2 separate regions of the Mus musculus genome follow, and region 1 is linked to region 2. The links are chromatin contacts, found by POLR2A ChIA-PET in ENCODE. All regions are on one chromosome and are shown on one strand. The core of a region is the stretch at or near the end of the contact, and the rest is flanking DNA. Distances in the headings are between cores, read along the strand shown.

Region 1 (4,238 bases), core at 1,278-3,777, 48 kb before region 2:
ACACACACACACACACACACACACACACACACACACACACAAAGAGAGAGAGAGAGAGAGAGAGAGAGAGAGAGAGAGAGAGAGAGAGAAAGACACTTGACTGAGCAAGTACCTGTGGAATAGCATGTTCAGTCCCCTGTGCATATGCCAGGGAGTGCTAGAGCTGCCTTCATGTGGGAGATTTATTTTTAGGCTTTTTGGTTGATTTCCAGGCTGACTGGACCAGTTTTCCATCCCATCAACAGTGAATGTGTGGCCCCGTTCCTTGTGTCCTCTGCAGCATTCATTGTTAGTTAAGCTGTTTATTTATTTTTTTCCCATTCTGGCTGGGGTCAGATGAAATCTCAAAAGACATTGTCTTGACTTTCATTTCTGTAATTGCTAGGGATGATGAACATTTCTGGAGATATTTCTTAGTCATTCCTATTTCTTCCCTTTAGAACTCTGTATTCAGATGCTATGCCCTTATTCTGAATGGGTCATATGTGGATTTTTTTGTTTGTTTTTTGAGTTCTTTGTGTATTCTGGTTATGAACACTCGTCAGACAGACACACAGCCGCTGAGGATGCTGGTGTCAGGCCCATCAGATAACATCTGATCATCCGACTGAAACTTTAAAAGGCAGAGGGGCTTGGAACAATGGGTTTCACATTCTGAAGACAGCAGCTGACAGCCCAGAGCAGCACTCCCACCAAAGCTCTGCCATAGCTGTGCACCGCATGCATCCTGGGCACTCACTGTCAGCAGCCTCCCAGAGCCGAAGCTCCCTGTGTCACTCGGACCTTGGCACAATCTGCTGGGAGATCTGAAATCACTCTGGGCCATGGGAAGTCATACCTGCTCCATCTTTAAGTTTAGTACAGTGAGCAGAAACCTGATCTTGACCCAATGTATTTGCACCAAGACATAGAAGAAAGGCAGGGAAAATTATGGGTGCATGACAAAGGAAGATAGCCCCTTGTCCTGAAGTCTGGCTGAAGCGCCTCCCCAGTGAGAAAGAAAGAAATTTAGCAAATTAACATTTGCTGTGAATGATGCTGAGTACAGATAAGATTCCTTTCTTTTTTTTCTTTCTTTTTTCCTTTTTTTTTTTTTTTTTTGTTTGTTTTTTCGAGACAGGCTTTCTAGGTAGCCCTAGCTGTCCTGGAACTCATTCTGTAGACCAGGCTGGCCTCAAACTCTGAAATCCGCCTGCCTCTGCCTCCCAAGTGCTGGGATTAAAGGCGTGTGCCACCACTGCCCAGCCAAGATTCCTTTCATAGGTAGGTATTTTATATTAAAATAGCAATGAACCAGACTGAAAACCTGGATGTATATGACCGTGAGTAGGGCCTCATTCCTCTCTTGGATATTTCATGGGAATCTCACAATCTTCCCAGAAACTTTAATTCCTTCCTGGAAGTGAAGGGGAAAAAAAATCCAGATGGGCAGATGTAGAGTTTTAGAAGATTAGGTCGTGAATGTTCCGAGTGTCCTGGCTGATCAAAGACCAGCTCTATGATCTCAGACATGTGTCAAGGACAGTATTTCTCAACTACTTTGAGATGTGTAGACCAAGCTGGTGGAAACAACCTCTGAGACTGCTATACTTTCTAGCTTATTAATATTCTTCCTGCCACAGGCTTTCTGGGGCTCCACAATACACTGACCAGAAGAAAAACACCAAACACCTGTTAATTCCTGAGTCCAGCCATTGCTGGACCTCCATCTTGCTGACAGGGTTCAGGATCCCAGGCTGGAACTAACAACTATCCTGTGACTTTAGGTGTTTCATGTTTGTTATCCAGTAAAGGCTGTAAAGAGGGATGTTGCTGTTATTTGCTGTCTAAACTAAGGCACACAAGTCATAAATGTGCAGATTGCCCACTCCATTGTTCCCTTATCATTCTAAATTCCAGACCAGTCCAGGATGCGACCTGGCTGCAAAAGCTAAATCAAGGAACCTGAAACAAAGTGACGCTGATGAGGTCCAGTCACCAAAGTTAACTTCCTTGCTTAACCCATTGTGTGAAAGACTGACTAACGCAACAGTGCACCCAAGTCCCCCTTGCTTTGTGTTTTCATCCTATGAAAACGTTATATAAGCTCTGTTCCGGGATGCTGTTCAGCTCCCAAATTGGCCACTACATACGCGTGCACAGAAATAAAGCTTTCATTTTTAAACTTCTATCTCTGAAATGAGTTTTCTCAGATTCTACCCCAACCCAAAATTCACAGACTGCTTCCACCTAGCTTAACTTGAGAGTGGTGTGAACACACAGAATCTGTACCATTCCTCAACTGCACGATACTCGCGGTCCTGGAGTCCCCGCCCACATAGGCACGTCCACTTCAGTCTTGGTCTTAGATTGGCACTTGTAGACACTTTGGCCATTTTGGATGAGGGCTAGAAAACAATGACCCAGGAAATCCGGTGACGTAACCTTGGGCGGGACCCCAGGGATCAAGGTTCTTGTTACTCCCCGCCCCGCCCCGCCCCGCCCCGCCCCCACACGTTTATGCACAAATACTGCTACCATTTCTATGAGTTCATCACCACGTCTTGCATCTGTACCTGCTTCTAGGAATCTTCAATTTTCACCTACATTAGGGTGCTCACGGACCTGATATATGTCCTTTCTCAGCCCTGGTACCCCACCGCGGCAACCTAGGATCTGGCAGGCGATCCAGGGGACGCCAGGCAGATCACGGAACAGTGCGGGGAGTCCCCATGGCGCCGCGGATGGCCCCGGAAAGGGCCTCCGCTTGGCCTGCATTCCTTAAGCCTGGGACTGTGAGCTTCGCGGACGTGGCCGTGTACTTCTCCCCGGAGGAGTGGAGGTGTCTGCGGCCGGCGCAGAGAACCCTGTACCGAGAGGTGATGCGCGAGACCTATGGTCTCCTGGCCTCTCTGGGTGAGAACCTTCCTGGCCGCCTGGGTTCGCGTAGCCCTTGACACTGTGGGTCATGCGGTGGATCGGAGTTCCCTGGGTACGGGTGGTCGTAACAAGTGGGTCGACCTGACTCGTGGGGTTTGCTATCTTTCCCTCCAGAAGTCGGGGGCGACAAACCAGCGCTCATCTGCTGGGTGGAGGAAGAGTCCGAAGTGTGGGGACCCGGTGCCCAGGAGCCAGAGGTGGCCATGTGCAGGACAGAAGTCCACTCAGGTGAAGGACTGGGTACTTGCCTGGGGAAACTTCTGTGTTGCCAGCCTGTGTGGTGTCTTCTAGTGACTGCACTTACTGCCTGGCAGTTTCTTCCCTGTTTTTCTGTTTCTTGGCCAAAGCCATGATGGCTGGCCCCTGGATTCATCTGAAAAGGGTTCTGTCCAGTGCTCTCACCTCATATCTACAGGGTCACTAGGCTGTATAGGTTGTAGCCCCTCGTTCCCACTCCTCTGCTGCCATCTCTGTGACTGCGTTCTGGAGTCTCCTTCAGTTCTTGCTGTCCACCTCTGACAAGTGCTTAGCTCACTGCACTTGGGAATGGGGACCACACAGACACCTTTCTTTATGCTGCATCTGGACATCTGTGCACCACGCATGCTCAGATGCTGTGGCCTCTCCCCTCCTGTGCCCTGTTTCCATGTGGGGCTGTGGGAATCGAGGGGCAGTAGAGTCAGAGTCTGAGCTTTGTCATGGTCTCCCAGCAGATTGCAGGCACGAGAAGGAAGGGAAGAGACCAAGGGAAGAGACCAAGGCAACCAAGAAGATACTTTCTCCAGAAGCTGGGCCTATGGAGCCACGCCCCTCCTTTGCTTCCCCTTCTTGCAACTTGGAGCTGCTTTTCAAGAACTCTCAGCAGGGGCACCCCACTGTTGCGGTGCACAACCCTATCCTAAAAGCAGACCAGCGTCATGGGTGCCATGTGTGTGGGAAGAGTTTTGCCCACCAGTCCAAACTGGTGGAGCACCTGTACACTCACACAGGTGAAAAGCCATTTCAGTGCCCAGACTGCGACAAGTATTTCGGCCGGGCTTCTTCCCTGAGCATGCATCGAGCCATACACCGAGGGGAACGGCCGCATCAGTGTCCTGACTGTGGGAAGAGTTTTACCCAGCGGTCCACATTGGTGGCGCACATGTACACTCACACAGGCGAAAAGCCGTTCCATTGCCCTGACTGCAACAAATCTTTCAGCCGGCCTTCTTCCCTGAGCTCTCACCGGGCCATACACAGAGGGGAACGGCCTCATTGTTGCTCTGACTGTGGCCGAGCTTTCACGCATCGCTCTGGCCTCATTGCCCATCTCCGTGTCC
Region 2 (4,185 bases), core at 1,351-3,850:
ATGAGAAGGTGCAGAACCCACAGATGAGAAACCGTGGTATTTTCAAGGCAAGGCTTACTTTCTGAAATGCAGACTGTCCCCTTTGTCATGCAGACTCCATGAAGCCAGCATCTCGGTCCCAGTCATTGGATATGAGAAACTCACTGAATGGGCTGAAGCTGCTCTGATGCTTCAGATGAAGACCAGAAGTTCATGTAGTCTGAACTAGGGGCATAAAAGCAGTTTTCCCAGAAAGCAGGGTGTTGTGACCCATGGCTGAATGTGTCTGCTATTGAAGGACATTTTTTTTTTCTAGTTCAACAACGGGGGAGTGAATACAAATCTGCTTGGGAGAGGCACTGTGGCTGCCAACTTGACTGTTCTCAACTTGGTTATGAAGAAAAGGAGAAACAGAAGAAGACAGAAAGATGAGGAAGAGGAGGGGGAGAGGGCGGGAGAGGGGGAGGGAAAAGGGAGGGGAGAGGAGGAAGAGGAGGAGGAGGAGAGAAAGAGGAGGAGGCAGCTAGGGGTGTAGCTCAGTTGATGGAGTCTTTGCCTCATACTCACAAGGCCGAGCATGGTGTCACATACATATAGTCCCAGTCCTCTGGAGACGGGGACAAGAGGATCCTCAGTTCATAGAGAAGTCAAGGCCAGTCTGAGGTAAAGAGAGACCATTCCTGGACAGACACATCACTACTAGATCTGGACATCTGACACCCAAAAGGCTTAGCAGAGTCTTCAGAATCTTCAAACTTGCTGGCTGTGAAAACCCTTGATTATAGTATGCAGGAAGCTGAGCGCAGCGAATTGGCTCGTTAGCTGTCAAGACTACCAAACTTGCTTCAGTAGAAGAGTAGAAAATGATTAGATTAGATTAGATTAGATTAGATGATACTGACGACACGACTGTTCCATGCGAGAGTTAGGGGAAAGTCTTTATCTTATTTCTAATTGTCGATAGGAGAGAGAGAACAGCCAAAGCCATCTGGAAGAGTGCAGAGCACAGGGAGACAGGGAGAAAGGCTGAACAGGGCCCGCAGACTGGGCGGGGCCAGGGCTATCTGCAGGTATTCCTTCTACGCTCCGCCCAACAGTTACCTAGCAACAGCCAGGTAGGTCTGGCTTGCTATAAAAGGGCCTGTTTGGCCCACCTTCCTTCTTTCTCTTCTCTTCTTTCTCTTCTCTTCTCTTCTCTTCTCTTCTCTTCTCTTCTCTTCTCTTCTCTTCTCTTCTCTTCTTCTCTTCTCTCTTTTCTCCTCTCTTTTCTTCTCTTCTCTTCTCTTCTCTTCTCTCCCCTTCCCCCTCCCCCTTCCCTTCTGGAACTCTTCAGTGTCACTCTCCGAACTGTCCCGCACGCTTGTGAGAAAATCAAGAAACGAGGAATCAAACACAAGATTTGGAAAGGGAAGAAATTAAAGGTCGTCCTATGTTAGTATCTCTGGAGTGGCCCCTCAGCACCTGTAAAACCTGAGAGCAGAAGAAACGAGAAGGGAGAAAAGCAGAGGAGGAAGGGTGTCTACCCTAAGAGCCCTAGGCTTCCATTCTTCCTAATACAGGACAAACGGCTCAGGGGAAAGTTTACAAAGCGCAGGCCGAGCTCGCGAGGAGACGCCCGGCGCCTCCCTCTCTCACTCCCGCAGGCATTCCGGGCATCCTGTTAGAATGGCCTGAACGCCCTCTGCTCTACACGGCCCGGACCCACGGTGACCCCGGGACCACGGTGAAGCAGAGACAGCCGGCCCCAACAACCAATCCTGGGAGGAGTGGGCGGTGCCTCGCGGCGCGGAGGCGGAGCTGTTTCTCTGGCAACGAGCCCGCATCGCGGAGGGGGAGGGGAGGGCGAGGGAGGGGGGAGTGGGCGCGGGTGTCACTGTCGTAGCTCGGCGGGCTAGCAGGCTCTGGGCTCCAGAGCCTGGTTGTGCGGTCAAACGGGCGTCCGTCCGCGTTCCCGGTGCCAGTCCGAGTGCCCCGAGGCTGAGGCGAGGAGCTAGCCGCCTCCCCCGCTGGCGCCGGGAAGCGTCGCTCCTTCTCGCTGACCTTGGTCTCACTTGCCGCTTCGCCCTTGGCCACACTCAGTAGCCAGCACATGGTCGGAGAAACCTGCAGACAGGTCCCCGGTTAGGCCGAGACCCGCGATACAGACACACAAACTGCTGTTGCCCTTCCCGCCGGCTCCGGGGCGTCGGGTCGCCCCCACCCCCCGAGGCCCGGGAGATCCAGTCCAGGGTTAATGCCAACGAGTTTCCACCTCCAGCCGCTCCTAGAGAGGCCGCGGCGCGAGCCAGCGGGGGGAACTGGCCAGGGACGGACACTTCCTGTGCGGGGGGAGGGGGCAGGGGCGCAGTAGCCCGGCCGGGGCTAGGGGCCGAGACTAGAGGGTCTCGGGCTGGGAGTTGTGGCTGGGGGACGGCCGGAGGAGTCGCCTCGCCCCTCACCTCCGAGGCCACGACGCGCGGGGGCCGGTGAGGGCCACGAGACAATCGGGGACCTTGGGAGGGGGGCGGGGCAGCGGACAGGGGCGGGGCCGGAGAGGCCCAGGGTCAAGACGTCCGGCCTTCGCGGCCGAAGCCAGGCCGCCCGGTCTCCTCGGAGGCTCTGAACGCGCGGGTGGCGAGGGCTCGGGGCTCCAGGCACTCGAACTGGGTCGTAGGATCGTCCGCCATCGCCACCGCCGCCGCACTGGGAACTGGCAGGGATGGAGCGGGAGGCGTCGTCGTGGGGCCTGGAGTCCCGGGATGTGCACAGTCCCAACGCAGTGGGCAGCCCCGAAGGGTCTCTCAAAGGTGAGGGAAGGACCGCGCCTCTTAGGAGTGTGCCAGAAAACTGGGCTGTGGCCTGCGGGAGGGAAATAAGGCCGGAATCTTAAACACTTGGAAGTGGGGTGGAGGGTGGAGACTGAGTGCCCCGGGTCTTTAGAGGGGAGGTGGTACATTTTGTCACCTCACTTGTAGGGGCCAATGACCCTGCTTGGGGAGTGGGAAGAGAATTTTGGGACAATTAATGGACCCAATGACCTTCCAGACCCCCATTCAATCTGGATTTTCTGTAATTCTCAGATCCTGCAGGCAACACAAGTGAGAATGAAGAAGGGGAAATTTCTCAGCGAGAAGGCAATGGGGACTATGAAGTTGAAGAAATACCTTTTGGGCTTGAACCCCAAAGCCCAGAGTTTGAGCCACAAAGCCCAGAATTTGAATCCCAGAGCCCCAGGTTTGAGCCTGAAAGCCCAGGGTTTGAATCCCGAAGCCCTGGGTTTGTGCCCCCAAGCCCTGAGTTTGCACCCAGAAGTCCTGAATCAGATCCTCAGAGCCCGGAGTTTGAATCCCAGAGTCCTAAGTATGAGCCCCGAAGCCCTGGCTGCCATCCCAGGAGCCCTGGCTGTGAACCTGGGAGTCCTAGGTATGAACCCAAAAGCCCTGGGTACGGTTCAAAGAGCCCCGAATTTGAATCTCAAAGTCCAGGGTATGAATCTCAGAGCCCCGGGTATGAACCGCAGAACTCTGGAGATGGCGTTCAGAATTCTGAGTTCAAAACCCATAGCCCTGAGTTTGAAACTCAAAGTTCCAAATTCCAGGAAGGTGCAGAGATGCCTCTGAGCCCCGAGGAAAAGAATCCCTTGAGCATCTCCCTAGGAGTCCACCCCCTGGATTCCTTTACTCAAGGGTTTGGGGAGCAGCCCACAGGAGCGCTGCCTCCATTTGACATGCCTTCGGGGGCTCTGCTGGCTGCACCCCAGTTTGAGATGCTCCAGAATCCACTGAATCTGACAGGAACCCTGCGTGGGCCAGGCCGTAGGGGTGGCCGGGCCAGGGGTGGGCAAGGCCCTCGACCTAACATCTGTGGCATCTGCGGGAAGAGCTTTGGACGAGGCTCGACCCTGATCCAGCACCAGCGCATCCATACCGGCGAGAAGCCTTACAAATGTGAGGTTTGCAGCAAGGCCTTTTCCCAGAGCTCTGACCTCATCAAACACCAGCGCACGCATACAGGCGAGCGGCCCTACAAGTGTCCCAGGTGCGGCAAGGCCTTCGCTGATAGCTCTTACCTACTCCGCCACCAGCGTACCCACTCTGGCCAGAAGCCCTACAAATGTCCACACTGTGGGAAGGCCTTTGGCGACAGCTCCTACCTCCTGCGACACCAGCGCACCCACAGCCACGAGAGGCCCTACAGCTGCCCCGAGTGTGGCAAGTGCTATAGCCA

Evidence for each region. ChIA-PET counts read pairs that join two places held with the same protein, here RNA polymerase II (POLR2A).
Region 1: POLR2A ChIA-PET joins it to region 2 with 11 read pairs in Patski. The contact joins the promoter of E430018J23Rik here to the promoter of Zfp768 in region 2. POLR2A ChIA-PET finds 5 or more read pairs at or near these places in 2 of 5 experiments (Patski and embryonic stem cell).

Annotation. Positions count from the first base shown.
Region 1 is chr7:127,391,910-127,396,147 of GRCm38, reverse strand. It overlaps E430018J23Rik (RIKEN cDNA E430018J23 gene), which reads left to right and starts at 2,527. Exons shown (of 3, transcript NM_198011.2): 1 at 2,527-2,895; 2 at 3,034-3,147; 3 at 3,633-4,238. The coding sequence starts at 2,712. It also overlaps a transcript of Zfp764 not described here.
Region 2 is chr7:127,343,729-127,347,913 of GRCm38, reverse strand. It overlaps Zfp768 (zinc finger protein 768), which reads left to right and starts at 2,600. Exons shown (of 2, transcript NM_146202.1): 1 at 2,600-2,765; 2 at 3,039-4,185. The coding sequence starts at 2,678.